2 separate regions of the Homo sapiens genome follow, and region 2 is linked to region 1. A link is a contact called in ENCODE Hi-C or POLR2A ChIA-PET data. All regions are on one chromosome and are shown on one strand. Each heading gives the region's core, a stretch centred on a gene start or an enhancer-like site at or near the end of the contact. The rest is flanking DNA. Distances are from core to core; before and after follow the strand shown.

Region 1 (7,782 bases), core at 1-2,500:
AAAGGAAGGCCTGGGATAGGTCACTGGACAATTCAGGAAAAGCAAAGCAATGTTTCCATTTCCTAAAAACAAAAACATTTTATGCATTTATTTAAAGATTTACTTAAAGATATAGACCAGAGAGTTGCAATTTATGTGACAAATAATTTAGTCTTTTTAGATTGAATCAAATGAACTTCTTCAAAGGGAAAAATGCAAATGAAAGCTACAGAAAGTACCTGGGGATGTGATTTTTGTGACTGTGAGCAATGAGGTGACAGGCTCTGTGGTAGATTGTGGCTGTGCTTGACATAGCAGTGTGGTACCACGCCGTATGACTGGGTGCAGGCAAGGCTGTGTGAGGATTAGAATGTGTGATTTCCATTTTATGAATAAAAAGGAAATATAAACTTACCTGGACCTGAACTTTTAGACCTGCTACAACAATTGTTCCCTCCTTTTCAGGATCCCTGTTTTGATGAATAGCAGAATGGGGGAAGAAAAATAATCATGAGACAGCAGGCCTTTCTTAAGAGCACAGACCGACCTAGAATATCCCCTCCAGCGCCACATCTGTGCTGACCTCACGCACATAACAGCTGTGTGAGAGTGAGGCTGGGATCTGTCTCTGAACTCACACCAGGTTTCTAGATCAAAGGTATGGGAATGCAGTGGTTCTGAAACATGCAGCTGCCCACACAGCGGCTCCAACTGCGCAGTCTTCCAACCTGTCGTCCCAGGAGTCTGTTTTAGGGACACTTCTAATTCAAAAGTCCAATCGCCAACCCAGGTCTGTACCTTCTTGCTGGGAACCTTCATCCCAGAGCTCGATATTTGACTTCCCTCTTGGGGACACTGCTGTGTGCAAACACCGAGGCCGTGAGGAGGGTAGAGGGTCAGTGACACACACCAGAGAGCCAGGCACCTGTCTCAGCCTCACACCCGCACCCACACCCGCCCAACCCGGTCCTGACAGGCGCCCCGTCGCGCGCACACACACACATACACCGTCTGCCACATTTTGTCACACAATTTCCCTTCTCCGCTCCCCAAGCACGCACAGGCCTGAGGCTCCCTGCGGGCACGACACGCCAGGTCTGGGCCCTGGAGCGCCTCACTTTGGGCGGCAGTTCTATCCCCAGTCCTACTCGTAAGAGTCCCGTTCCGCCTCACCTAGCTCGGACTTCTCGCCCGCAAGTGAATAATAACGGTTAAGGTGACTGAACCGTTAAGAACGCAATGTAAAGGGCCCTTGGGGTCCAGGCAACACTGCCCAAGGGGCTTCTGGGAAATGTAGTCCACAGCCGGAAACTGATCCTTTTGGGCGGAGGCGCAGGCGCGCGCGCATCCGGCGGGTTCGACTCACTTACCAGGAACCCACGCAGGAAGCTGAGGAGGAGAACAGACGCCTCTGGGCCACTGGCCGGGCCACTTGAGCGTGGGACCGCCGAGTGTGACCCTGAGGCCGAGTGCGTGCGGGACTGGGCGATAGCTCCGCCAGGCAGGATTTTGTTTGTTTCACCTCTTGAGGTAGTCCCGGCGTGTAGTACATAATAGGCGCTTAATATGTGTATTGTAAAGAATGAGTGCCTGGCCATTTGTATTTGCCTTGTGAGCGCGTGTGTGTGGCACTGTGAGGGTTGCGGGACCGACGGAACCTCTCTGGCTCTGGCGGGTTGTGTTTCCGCGTGTGTGTAATTTGAGTGTGAGTCAGTGTGTAGTGAGTGAAGGGATCTGACTGGAGAAAACCACAGTAAATACCCGGGGCTGTGATTTTTGTGACTTTGGTCAATGGGACGACAGGCTCTGTGGTAGACTGGCTGTGCTTGACGTAACAATGTGGTACTATGCCGTGTGGTTGCCGGCAAGGCTATGTGAAGATGAGAATGTGTGATTTGGAAAATCTGGATGTGGAACATCACGGGTGCCAGTGGAATTGTGACTCTGTGTGTGTATAAAAGTTTGCAACCATAGGCCTATATGTCTGTGGGATAAAGAGAATATGTTGCGTCTTCTTGGAGTATCAGCTTTATTTAAACATTTGCATCAGAGAGTTGCGATTTATGTGCCAAAGATTTTTGTCTTTTTATATTGAATTAAATGAATTTTTTACAAAGAGAAAAATGAAAATAATAGTAACTTTCAAAAAATATTAAGAATTTCCTTCCACTCTTATATTCTGGCAATGGATCTTTGGCAATGGGTCTTTGGCAGATCAATTTGAAAAGCTTGGACTGAGGAAATTATACTTGGAAAGCACATTAGGCAGTCAGCCCTTGGTTCCTAAATACCATGCTCCACTGAAAGGAGCAAGGCTCCATGGAGAAATGGCAGATTCCAGAGCTGGGGAAGGGAAAGTTCAGAATGAACTTGGAACATCTTGTGCTTGAAAGTAAGGCAGTGCTCAAAGAATGGTGGGGACGTGTTCAAAGGACATGGAAACCAGATTGAAGGGACTTCCACTGACCAAACTTGACATGGTTTGAGCATCAAAATAAATAATGCTAGTTATAGATTAAAACCCATTAAATAACAGAGGGAATCATAATTCCAAACTGATATAAATTAGTACGTGAAAAAAAATTGAAAGTTTGATGAGGGACTGGATGTTTACATTGTTGCAAAGAACCCCTGCCCCCCCCCAAATCCCTTAAAAATGTGTCAATATAAGGCTGGGCACGGTGGCTTATGCCTATAATCCCAGCACTTTGGGAGGCCGAGGTGGGCGGATCGTGAGGTCAGGAGTTTGAGACCAGCCTGACCAACGTGGTGAAACCCTGTCTCTACTAAAAAAATACAAAAATTAGCTGGGTGTGGTGGTGCGTGGTGGGTCCTGTAATCCCAGCCACTCAGGAGGCTGAGGCAGGAGAATTGCTTGAACCCAGGAGGCGAAGGTTGCAGTGAGCCTAGATCGCGCCACTGCACTCCAGCCTGGGTGACAGAGTGAGACTCCATCTTTAAAAAAAAAAAAAAAAAGTGTCCATATGAAAAAATGCTCAACATTACTAATCATCAGAGAAATGCAAATTAAAACCACACTGAGATACCACCTCACAGTGTTAGAATAGCTGTAATCAAAGAGACAAAAGACGACAAGGGTTGGTGAGGGTATGGATATAAGGGAACACTTGTACACTATTTGTGGAAATGTAAATTAGTACAAACATAGAAAATATCCGGAGTTTTCTCAAATTAAAAATATAACCACTATATGACCCAGTCATCCCACTATATATATCTGTATATATCTGTATATATCCGTATCAGTCCATTCTTGCATTGCTATAAAGAAAACCCGAGACTCGGTAACTTATAAGAAAAGATGTTGAATTGGCTCACAGTTCTGCAGGCTGTACGGGAAGCATAGTGGCATCTGCTTTTGAGCAGGCCTCAGGAAGTTTCCAATCATGGTGGAAGGCAAAATGGGAGCAGGCACATCACATGGTGAAAGCAGGAGCAAGAGAGTGAGGAGGGAGATGGTACACACGTTTAAATGTCCAGATCTCATAAGAACTCACTATTATGAGGATGGAAACAAAGGGCTGCTAAGCCATTCATGAGGAATCTGCGCCCATGATCCAATCACCTCCCACCAGTCCCCACTTCTTATATTGGGGATTACATTTCAGTATGAGATTTGGGTTGGGATACACATCTAAACAATGTCATTCTGCCTCTGGCCCCTCTCAAATCTCCTGGCCTTCTCACATTTCAAAATACAATCTTGCCTTCCCAGCAGTCCCCCAGAGTCTTAACTAATTCCAGCATTAACTCAAAAGTCCAAAGTCTGAAGTCTCATCTGAGACAAGGCAAGTTCTTTCCTCCTATGAGCCTGTAAGATCAAAAACAAGTTAGTTACTTCCAAGATAAAATGGGGGTACAAGCATTAGATAGACATTCCTGTTCCAAAAGGGAGAAATTGGCTAAAAGAAAGAGGCTACAGGCCCTATGCAAGATCAGAACCCAGTAGGGCAATCATTACATCTTAAAGCTCCAGAATAATCTTTGATTCCATGTCCCATGTCCAGGGCACACCAATTTAAGAGGTGGGCTTCCAGCCTTGGGTATTTCTTCCCCTGTGGCTTTGCCGGGTTCAGGCTCAGAGGCTGCTCTGATCTACCATTCTGGGATCTGGAAGATGGTGGCCCTCTTCTCATAGCTCCACTAGTCAGTGCCCCAGTGTGTACTCTGTGTGAGGGTTCCAACCCCACATTTCCTTTTTGCACTGCTCTAGTAGAGGTTTTCTGTCAAGGCTTAGCCCCTGCAGCAGGCTTCTGCCTGGACACCTTGGCTTTTCCACATATCCTCTGAAATCTAGATGGAGGCTCCCAAGCCTTATTCACACTCTGTGCACCTGCAGGCTTAAGACCATGTGGAAACCACCAAGACTTATGGCTTGCAACCTTTGGAGCTGCAGTCTGAGCTGTACCTGGGCCCTTTTAAGTCACAGCTGGAGTTGGAGAAGCCAGGATGCAGGGAGACATGTCCTGAGGCTGCACAGGTCAATTCTGGCCCATGAAACCATTCTGTCCTCCTAGGCCTCGGGGCTTGTGATGGGAGGGGCTGCCTCTTAGATCTCTGAAATGCCTTAGAGGCCTGTTTCCCATTTCTTGGCTATCTGCACTTGCCTCATTTTTAGTTAGGCAAATTTCTCTAGCAAATGGTTGCTCAGAAACTTTCTTGAATTCTTCTGAAAATGAACTTTTCTTTTCTACCACATGGCCAGTGCAAAGTTTCCAAACTTTTACACTCTGCTTACCTTTTACATATAAGTTCCAGCTTTAAGTCATTTCTTTGCTCCCACATCTTAGCATAGGTGGTTACAAGCAGCCAGGCCATATCTTGAATGCTTTGTTATTTAGGCATTTCTTCTGCCAGATACCCTAGGTCATCACTCTCAAGTTCAAACTTCCGTAGATCCCTAGGGTGTGGACACAATGCAGCCAAGCTCTTTGCTAAGGCATAGCAAAAGGGACCTTTTCTCCAGTTCCCAATAAGTTCCTAATTTCTATCTGAGACCTTGGCAGCCTGGACTTCATTGTCCGTTATCACTATCAGCATTTTAGTCACAACCATTTAACCAGTCTCTAAGAAGCTCCAAACTTTCCTTCATCTTCCTATCTTCTGAGCACTCAACTCTCTTCCAACCTTTGCCTGTTATCCAATTCCAAAGCTGCTTCCACATTTTCAGGCATCTTTACAGCAATGCCCAACTTCTCGGTACCAATTTTCTGTTAGTCCATTCTCGAATTGCTATAAAGAAATACCTGAGACTAGGCAATTTCTAAGTAAAGAGGTTTAATTGGCTCACAGTTCTGCAGGCTGTACAGGAAGTATAATGGCACCTGCTTCTGGGGAGGCCTCAGGAAGTTTCCAGTCATAGTGGAAGGCAGAGGGGGAGTAGGCATGTCATATGTCAAAAGCGGGAGCAAGAGAGTGAGGGGGAGGTGCTATACACTTTTAAACAACCAGATCTCATGAGAACTCACTATTGGGAGGATGGTACTAAGAGGGATGGTGCTAAATCATTCATGAGGACTCCACCCTCATGATCCAATCACCTCCCACCAGGCCCCACCTCCAACATTGGGGATTACATTTCAATATGAGATTTGGGCAGGGACACACATTTAAACTATATCAATATCCAAAGGAAATAAAATCAATATGTTTAAGAGATATCTATGCTCCCATGTTTAATGCAGCGCTATTCACAATAGTCAAGATGTGGAAGCAATCTAAGTGTTCATCAAAGGATGAGTGGAGAAAGGAAATGGCATATATATAATGGAATAGTATTCAGACTTTAAAAAGGAGGAAATCATGTTGTTTGCAACAAGGATGAACCTGGAGAACATTATGTTAAGTGAAGTAAGCCAGGCATAGAAAGACAAATACTGTGTAATCTCACTTATATGTGGAATCTAAAAAAGTTGAACTCATAGAAGTAGAGCGTAGAATTGTGGTTACCAGGGCCTGTCAGGGGTGGTGTTGGTTGGAGAGATGTTGGTCAAAGGATATACAGTTTCAATTAGGAGGAATTTTTAAAAAGTGTGTGTCGAACTTTGAGTCAGTTCTGAGTGAGACTAGAATGTCCATAAGAAACTGGATGTGATGGAGGCTCAATAATTTAGCAGAATTATGACAAAGAGACAGGGGTGATAAGGTGAATTATATGCCAACAAACTTCTCTCTTGCACCAAGCACTACCTAGGATATTCAGAGCCCATATGGGATGTGGTTTGAATTCTACGAGTTTCATGTACAAGTGTGTATTTTATATATATATATATATATATATATATGTATATGTATATATGTGTGTGTGTGTGTGTGTGTGTATATATATATATACACACACACCAAGGTATGTATGTACAGTATTTAAACAAGTCACATGTGACCTAGAGGTTTTGCTATTATTCATACAACATGAACTGCTCAAGAAGAAAGTGGATTAGCAAACAGCTCCATCTCTTCCTTTGTGAGGGATACAGGAGGATGCATAACAAGGACAAGGCACAGAGAAGGCCATGCCCTGCGAGGAGACAGTATAAGACTGTCCACAGCAAAGTCTCAATGCCTCGAAAGTGAGGCAAAAGTGCACTTTGGAATAATGAATCAGTTCTGACACTCTGCCACCCCTTGGCCTCCTTTAGCCCTGATGTAGGAAAACACAGGGCCAGGATGACTGCCAGATGGATTAAGCATTGTTTTGCCAGTGGTACTCTTATACCCCTTGCTGAGCATGCACCTCCGAAGGGTGCATGGGGGTGGGAGCATACTGGATGCTGGTGTAAGGGAAGTCCCAGTGAACAGTGTTCTGTATTGGGCCAGTAATAGCCTCTACTCCAGATGCCATCTTCTCATGAGTCATTCCAGGTGGTTTCTCCTCTAAGAGCCTCTGCTCAATATGTTTCTCCCCTTGTTCAGAATATGCCATGATTCCAGGGGTCCCAGGAGAAGTAAGACTTTTTATTTCTTCCGGATTCCATCTTGGAAAGTTGTATGTTTCTAGGAATTTATCTATTTCTCCTATATCCGGGTTCACAATCCCTGGGCCATGGACCAGTACCAGTCCATGGCCTGTTAGGAACTGGGCTGCACAGCAGGAGGAGAGCGAACATTACTGCCTGAGCTCCACTTCCTGTCAGATCAGTGGCAGCATTAGATTCTCAGGAGCATGAACCCTATAGTGAACTCTGCATGCAAGGGATCTAGGTTGCCCGCTCCTTATGAGAATCTGATGATCTGAGGTGGAACAGTTTCATCCTGAAACCATCCTCCCCTGTCCCCTTATCACCCTGGTCTGTGGAAAAATTGTCTTCCATGAAACCAGTCCCTGGTGCCAAAAAGGTTGGGGGCCACTGTACTATATTTTCTAATTTGTTGATGTATACTTGTTTATAATAGTCACTTATGATCATTTTTATTTCTTTGTCATTCAAGGTAATGTCTCCTATTTCATTTCTGATTTTCTTTGAGTCTTCTCTATTTTTTTTCTTAGTCTACGTAAGGGATTGTTGATTTTGCTTATCTTTAACAAAAACACAACTGTTAGTTTTGCTGATTTTTCTTTATGGTTTTTCTGCTCTCTATTTTATTTCTTTTTTTTTGAGATGGAGTCTTGCTCTATCGCTGAGGCTGGAGTGCATGGCGAGATTGGCTCACTGCAACCTCCACCTCCTGGGTTCAAGCAGTTCTTCCTCAGCCTCCTGAGTAGCTGGGATTACAGTCGCCCACCACCACAACCAGCTAATTTTTGTATTTTTAGTAAAGACAGGGTTTCACCATGTTGGCCGG
Region 2 (7,782 bases), core at 2,556-5,055, 1.3 Mb before region 1:
GCCCCGCCCCGCCCCGGCAGGCCCGGCCCCACCCCGCCCCGCCCCCGCTGCCTTGCCCATGGGGGCTGTATTTAAGGACACCCGTGCCCCAAGCCCACCTGGGGCCCCATTAAAGATGGAGAGAGGACTGCGGATCTCTGTGTCATTGGGCGCCTGCCTGGGGTCTCCATCCCTGACGTTCCCCCACTCCCACTCCCTCTCTCTCCCTCTCTGCCTCCTCCTGCCTGTCTGCACTATTCCTTTGCCCGGCATCAAGGCACAGGGGACCAGTGGGGAACACTACTGTAGTTAGATCTATTTATTGAGCACCTTGGGCACTGTTGAAGTGCCTTACATTAATGAACTCATTCAGTCACCATAGCAACACTCTGAGATGCAGGGACTCTGATAACACCCATTTTAAAGGTGAGGAAACAAGCCCAGAGAGGTTAAGGGAGGAGTTCCTGCCCACCAGGAACCTGCTTTAGTGGGGGATAGTGAAGAAGACAATAAAAGATAGTAGTTCAGGCCAGGCGGGGTGGCTCACGCCTGTAATCCTAGCACTTTTGGGAGGCAGAGATGGGAGGATTACTTGAATCCAGGCATTTGAGACCAGCCTGGGTAACATAGTGAGACCCTATCTCTACAAAACACTTTTAAAAAATGTACACCTGTGGTCCCAGCTACTCTGGAGGCTAAGGTGGGAGGATCACTTGATCCTGGGAGGTCAAGGCTGCAGTGAGCCCTGACTGTGCCACTGTATGCCAGCCTGGGTGACAAAGCAAGACTCCATCTTTTTTTTATGTTTTTTTTTTGAGACGGATTTTCACTCTTGTTGCCCAGGCTGGAGTGCAATGTCGAGATCTTGGCTCACCACAACCTCTGCCTCCCGGGTTTAAGCGATTCTCCTGCCTCAGCCTCCCAAGTAGCTGGGTAGCTGGGATTACAGGCATGCGCCACCATGCTCGGCTAATTTTGTATTTTTTTTTAGTAGAGACGAAGTTTCACCATGTTGTTCAGGCTGGTCTCGAACTTCTGACCTGAGGTGATCCGCCCGCCTCGGCCTCCCAAAATGCTGAGATTACAAGCATGAGCCAGCGCACCCAGCCAAGACTGCATCTTTAAAAAAAAAAAAAAAAAAAGACTGGGCACGGTGGCTCACACCTGCAATCCCAGCACTTTGGGAGGCTGAGGCAGGGGGATCACTTGAGGTCAGGAGTTTGAGACCAGCCTGGACCACATGGTGAAACCCTGTCTCTACTAAAATACAAAAAAAGGCTGGGCGCAGTGGCTCACGCCTGTAATCCCAGCACTTTGGGAGGCCAAGGCGGGCAGATCACGAGGTCAGGAGTTTGAGACCAGCCTGACCAACATGGTGAAACCCAGTCTCTACTAAAAATACAAAAATTAGCCATGGTGGCGCACGCCTGTAATCTCAGCTACTCAGGAGGCTGAGGCAGGAGAATCGCTTGAACCTGGGAGGTGGAGGTTGCAGTGAGCCGAGATCACGCCACTTCACTCCAGCCTGGGAGACAGAGTGAGACTCCATCTCAAATAAATAAATAAAAATAAAAAATACAAAAAAAAATTAGTCTGGCATTGTGGTGCACACCTGTATCCCAGCTACTCAGGGGCCTGAGGCAGGAGAATCGCATGAACAGGGGAGGCAGAGGTTGCAGTGAGCTAAAGTCGCACCACTGCACTCCAGCCTGGGCAACAGAGTGAGACTCCATCTCAAAAAAAAAAAAAAAAAGAACTTGCACTCAAGGAAGACAGGAGCCATGGCAGGGTTTGACCTAGGCGCTCAGAGGGTCCGCCGTCTTGCTCATGGTTGGGAGTGGACAGAAGTGTCAGGGTGAGGGTGAGCACAGACAGACCAGCTGTCCAGGCAAGAAATGGCAGCAGCCACAGGTGGGTCTCCCTCTGCTGTCTCCATTTCTTCCCATCTGCTATGGTCCTGCTTGTGAATTCTCTCCTGCTTCCTCTTTCTCCTGCCTCTCAGTTTCTGCTCTTTCTCCTAGGTTTCACTTCCCCACACCCAGTGATTGTCCTGGGAGGAAGGACAGTATGAGTGCTGCGGTTCCTTTGCCTGTGGGCATGAGAGCTGTTGGCAGCACTGGGTCTGGGTGCCAGGGACCTGGGGCCCTCCCAGCTCAGCATAGGGGTAGAAATGTGGTTACTCCTCTGGCCTCAGGTCCCAAAGCACACAGGGCTGAGGGAGGAGTGGGGAGGCAGGAGTTCACTATGCAAGGACATGCCAACAAATGGATAGGTATAGAGATGCTGAGGTCTGGCCCCAAGAGGCAGAGTCACAAGCTAGGACACAGTGACTCGGCTGTAATCGCTGCAGCCCTATGAGGATGTGGTGCGTGTACACATGCAGACACACTCACACGGCGGGAAACACGGACGGTGCCCCACACTACACAAATATTCACCTCTCAGAGCCGCCGTGGACACACAGAGATTCCTGCAGGGCCCGTAACACATGGGCTGTGTCATTTGGCAGCAGCTGCAGCCCACATATACACAGATACAAATAGAGAAAGTGTCAGCCCATCACGTAAACACCACCCAGCCTCGGAGCCTCACTGGGACACAACACGAGCAGAGACTTCAATAGGGACCTGGCACAACACAGTCATATACAAATATATTCCACAGGGTCATGGTCGCAACCACCGCACACCAGACACTGATTCAAACAGTGTCATGCACGCACACGCATCACGGCATCAGAGCCCGGACAGGAAATGGATCCCTCAACAGCCACCTCCTCCTCCATGGGTTCACAGTCACAAACAGGTCCAGGGTGCATGTCCACAGTCGGACCTGTCACAGTCCCACCAGACACACCCCACACAGAGGTCTGACACGTCACAACCTCACAGACAGCAGGTCGGTCTTACCCACTCAGTCTGACATCCCACACCCTCCGCCACACACGCACAATTCCAGCCTGGGGAGTCCCACAGGGCCCCACAGATTGCAGCGACCCCGTCACGTCACGCCCAGACACACTGTCACACCCAGGGTCCCAGACGGAGCAGACACACCCCCAGGGTGGCAGACGCGGCCCTCACATGCCCAGCCCCAGCTCGTGCCTCGGCCTGAGGACAAGTGCTGGCTGCACATTCGCGGTGTGGTCGGCCTGCCCAACACGCCCTCATGACACACCCCGCCCACCTGCCCAGGGCTGCCGGCTGAGCTGGCACAGCCCCACAGGGCGGGGAGGGGAAACTGTGGGCTCAGCACCTTCCTCTGGCCGCGTGCGCACTGCCCCTGCCCTGCCACCCTGGCACCCAGGCCCGATGGGTGGCTCAGCCCCGTCGGGACAAGTCTGCCCCCGCCTGTGGCCGACCGCAGGGGCAGGGCAGGGGGTTTGGGGCTCCCCGCTTCCTCCCCCTGCCCCGCCCCTGCCTCTGCAGGCGGCCCGGGGCCACAGAGGGAAGTCGTGGGGGGAGCCTGGGTTCCGGCTGGAGCCCCAGCTTCCTGTCCAGCCCCCGTGGGGCAGGAAGCTGCTGGGGGAGGCCAGCTCAGGCCTTCCTGCCCCCTCCCCCGCCCCCAAGACGGGCCTGGGACCCGGGTCAGCAAGGGGGAGTGGGGAGATTGGTGGGTGAGAGAAAGCCCCTTCCCCCTTAGTCTCTGGACATGCAGAGTATTTGAGGTTCCAGTGTGGATTCGGATTTGTGTGTTCAGGAACTTATTGTGTGCGTGATTCCAAGCTTTGTGGCGTGAGCTGCGTCTGGCATGGGTGTTCTGGGGGCCTGTGTGCTGTTTGGTATGGATGGTCTTGTCTATGTGTGTCCCCAGCACGTGTTAGCTCCGTGTGTTTGTGGCTGCGCTGCATTTCTGGGGTGTGCGTCTGCATTTTGTATTTCTGCTGGGCAAGCTGTTGTATTTTCTGTGGGTTTTATGCTCTGGCACTGTTTGATTCTGCAAGTCGGCCATGTATCTGGGGCATATTGTGTGTCTGATATTTTTCTCAACATCTTCACTGTTCTTCTGAGTGTAAATTTGTGCATTTTTAAGTGTAAGTTTGACTTGAAATGTGGTGTTTTCTGCATATGTTAATCATCTGTGGGAATGGTGTTTCTCCAGGAGAGGGGAGTGAGTGTGTGTGTATATGTGTAAGACGGGGTCTTGCTCTGTCGCCTGGGCTGGAGTGCAATGGCGCGATCTTGTCTCACTGCAAGCTCCGCCTCCCAGGCTCAAGCGATTCTCCTGCCTCAGCCTCCCGAGTAGATGGGATTACAGGCACCCACCACCACACCCGTCTAATTTTTGTATTTTTAGTAGAGATGGGATTTCACCATGTTGGCCAGGCTGGTCTCGAACTCCTGACCTTGTAATCCACCCACCTTGGTCTCCCAAAGTGCTGAGACACAGGCATGAGCCACCGCGCCCGGCCGTGTGTGTTTCTTACATATGAGGCAGATGAGTTGAGTTGTTTCTGGGTTGCACTGTGATCAGTGCATGTGTCGCTGGTATTCTGAGCATGTTTGTCTACGTGGTGTGCATCCAGCATGCTTCCTGTGGTTCTCAGTGTTTGTCTGTGTGAGGGAGGGCTGTACTTCGGGGCTGTGTGTCCATCTCAGGGACTGGTGTTCCCAGCCTGTGGGTGCTGTGAGCAGGTGCTAAGGTGGTGTCTGCATGCTGTGTTCCCACATGTAGGCTGGTGACTGCAGTGTGTGGAGTTGTGTGGGTCTGTTTTGCATCATCGTTGAGGGGATTTCGCGTTCTCAGCAGGGGTGGATGTGTGTTTGTGAGCAGCTGCGAGTGTGGGTCCACATTGTGTGCTGGTGTTTTCAGGGGAGGGGGACAGGGTGCGTCCATGGAGCCGCCTGCATCATGAGCGGCCAGTGCCTGTTGGCCTCCATACCCAGCGCAGGCTGTGTCTGCGGCGCGTCCCCTTGCCGGCTGGTGCCACGCTGGCTCGGAGCTGGCTGTGGCAGCAGGCAAGGCAGGGCAGGGCAGGGGCTGTGGTGGGCACTGGACCCACGCCCAGCCTCGGTATAAATATCCCAGGCTGCCGGCGGCTGTGTTTGCTGTGTTTACTCGGCCTCAGCCCCGGCCGGGGGCGGCAGCAGCCCAGCAGGTCCTGGGGGCGGGGGTGACCAGGCCACAGCACAGACATTTCCTTCTGGCCAGACAGGCCCCGCAACCTTGCTGCCCCCTCCTGCGCCCTTTCTGGGTGGGCGAGAGGCGATGACCCCTCATTCTGGGTTTCCAGTGGCCGCCAGTGAGGCTCCAACCTGGATATCCCAGCCGGGCTTCCCAGAGTGTGGGAGACAGAGGAGATGGGGGGCACGGGGGGCGGGCCAAGACACACAGCAGCGAGAGGGAAAGGGCAAAGTGAGGAGAGGACAGAGCCCCCCAGAGGGAGACTCCAGCAGAGAAAGGGATGGGGAAACGAGGTGACAGGAGCTGAGAACAGAGATGGAGAATGGCTGGGGACACGGAGTGGAAAAGGTGGGGAGGAGAGGGAGGGAGGGAGGGAGGGAGAGGCATGGGAAAAACAAGGGAGGAGAGAGAGGGGAGACGGAAAGTCACGGGGAGACACCGACAGCCAGAGGTGTGGAGACAGAACGAGAAGACAGAGCAGTGGCGGTGAGGGAGGAAGGCAGAGGGCTGGAAAGAAACGCACAGAAGCAGGGAGAAGGGACGGGGGACAGAGGGACAGAGTGACTGGAGCTGGAGGGGGAAGAGTGCAGGGAGGCAGCTTGCTTTGGCAGGACGCATGGAGGTGTCAGACGTGGGGGGCGGGGTGGCGGCCAGGCCAGCGAGCCAGGCCAGGGCCAGGACGGACAGGAGACACGGGGGTGGGGGCCGGATGCCCACCTAGGGGTTGTCTCCCAGCGGGGCCCGCCCTCCCTGACTCAGCCTTTCCACCTACCCCGACCCCGGGAGAACTGGGAGGGGGATGGGAGGCACCCGCCCTGGGGCCCACCACCCCCAGGTCTCAGAGGCAGTGACCAGGGGGTGTGTCTCCCGTCATCCCTACCCCACTCTGTCTCCACCTCTCTTCCTGTCTCCCCATCTAATCCCTGTCCCTGGGACTGGCTCCACCTCTGTCTGTCAGCTAGATGCTCACGTCTTGACCATCTGACTAACCCTAATTCTGACTCAATTTCTGTGTCTCTCATCGCTTTTTAAAAACCTACACAACAAATTTACGTATAGCAAAGTATATTGTAAACAAATTTAATGACCAAATGATAGACTGGTAAAAAATGTGCCTATCACCAAGGGCTGATACCTTTCCTGTGGCCCAGGCCCTCTGCTCTTTAAAAATGGGGCACAAATACAGGCAGGTAAGAGACAGACAGCTCTCATCCTGCACTCTTGGCTTTCTGAGAGATATGACCCCAAGGTCCTGGAGTCTAGCTGCTGCTTCCTCCTCTGGGAAATAGAGGAGTGATATTGGTAGTACCTAGGGCATAGCACTGCTGGGACAATTCAGTGATTTGGGGACTGATCTCCATATCAAGATGACCTGATCCTGTCTGTGTGCGGGACAGTGGCTAGCACGGAGCCCTTGTTAGGCCCGCCTACCATCTGACCCTTCTCAAACCTTCCCGTCTGAGGACATCTGCATGCACACTTGTCCCTCCAATGCTGTCTCACTCTGGATGGCCCTGACACCTGAGAGGCCAGACAGCCAAGTGGTTTCTAGGACCTTTGTGATTCTAGGCCTGGGTTCCTGTTTCATTTCTGCCTCTGATGGCCGAGTGGCCTTGAGGAAGCAACATCTTTCCAGGCCTCCTTTGACCCACTTCACTAGTTCATGGGGCCATCTGAGGATCCAACCCGGTGTCAGGCACTTCGCTCGGGCCTGACAGAGGACAGAAGCGCTCCGTAGCAGAGGCTTTCGTTCTTTAATAGTCGCTCTGAGCATCTTGTCTGCCTCCATCCAGCTCTCACTTTCCCTGTCTGGCTCTAATTCTGGTTGACCCAGAGGGCATAGCTGAGGCTCGGAGGTCAGGAACCGTGGACTCCAGGAGGCAGTTTTGAGGGTCCTTCAGGCTTGGCCACGGCAGGATACCACCATTCCATCTCAGAGGCATGAGGAGTCCCTAGGCCCCGACTTGGTGACCCTTGCCCTGTGTGCCCCCTCAACAGTGGCCAGGCCCTCCTGTGTGTGTCTGCTGGGGGAGCAGGAGCCGGGTGTGGGGGCATGGGAAGGCGGGACGCCTGGGTTCCCACAGGCCCGGTGGCTGAGTCACCAGGCGGCCATCTGGCTCCCATTAGCCCAGGGCGGCAGGGGGCTCCATGGGGCGGGCCCTGCGGCCAGCTGGGGGCAGGGACGCTGGGGCAGGCTGTGTGTGGGATGACTCAGGACCCATGATAACAGCCTGTGCGCATTTGGGGAGTGTAAACAGGAGAGGGAGAGGAAGGCGGAGGAAGGGAAAATTGTGGTTGGGCAGAGGGGGGCTGGTGGGGCTGAGAAGGGTAGAGTCCCCCCTCCCTCTACACTCAAGCTGGCAGGCCCCGTGATCCACAGCCTGGGTCCTGGGGAGAGAAGAGAGCTGCCCCCATCCTCCCTGCCTGGGGTCTCCTCCCTCCCCTGGGGCTGTATTACTCAGTGGTCAGGGTTCTGCTGCCTATAGCAGCCAGGTTTGAGGGAAGGGGGAAGAAGGGGCCCAGAGCCTGGAGTGGGGGATCAAAACCCAGAGATAAAGGCTGAGAGACAGACAGAGAGGGACAGTGAGAGCAGAGGCCTAGAGAGGTGGAAATGTACAAGTAGAAAGAAGAGGCCCAGAGTGAGGCAGAAGGAGAGATGGGAACCTAACAGAAGCAAGG

The links. Hi-C counts contacts between places; a loop is a spot of excess contacts on that map. ChIA-PET counts read pairs that join two places held with the same protein, here RNA polymerase II (POLR2A). Pooled maps may share reads with other maps.
Region 2: a pooled map shows a loop between it and region 1 (4-fold over the local background). The contact joins the enhancer-like site here to the promoter of ZNF546 in region 1. A Hi-C loop is called at or near these places in 1 of 50 pooled maps. POLR2A ChIA-PET finds 5 or more read pairs at or near these places in 2 of 52 experiments (GM12878 and activated CD4-positive, alpha-beta T cell).

The regions. Positions count from the first base shown.
Region 1 is chr19:39,990,528-39,998,309 of GRCh38, reverse strand. ZNF546 (zinc finger protein 546) reads right to left here and starts at 1,250. Exons shown (of 7, transcript NM_178544.5): 1 at 1,153-1,250; 2 at 395-449; 3 at 1-62. RefSeq lists a silencer at 216-315 and enhancers at 1,134-1,428, 1,101-1,600, 1,436-1,615, 1,601-2,102.
Region 2 is chr19:41,323,259-41,331,040 of GRCh38, reverse strand. It overlaps CCDC97 (coiled-coil domain containing 97), which reads right to left. Exons shown (of 5, transcript NM_052848.3): 5 at 6,168-7,782. It overlaps TGFB1 (transforming growth factor beta 1), which reads left to right. Exons shown (of 7, transcript NM_000660.7): 7 at 1-718. Among named protein-coding and RNA genes, the nearest start is that of CCDC97, 17 kb to the right of the region's middle. RefSeq lists enhancers at 2,878-3,399, 4,342-4,481, 4,810-5,579, 5,580-6,349, 7,120-7,782 and silencers at 3,123-3,642, 4,182-4,231, 5,841-5,940, 7,178-7,227. Within about 2 kb of position 3,805, at least 35 of the 41 ENCODE cell types and tissues checked have a DNase peak (open chromatin) inside an H3K27ac peak, as active enhancers do; they include GM12878, where a contact is called at or near this core.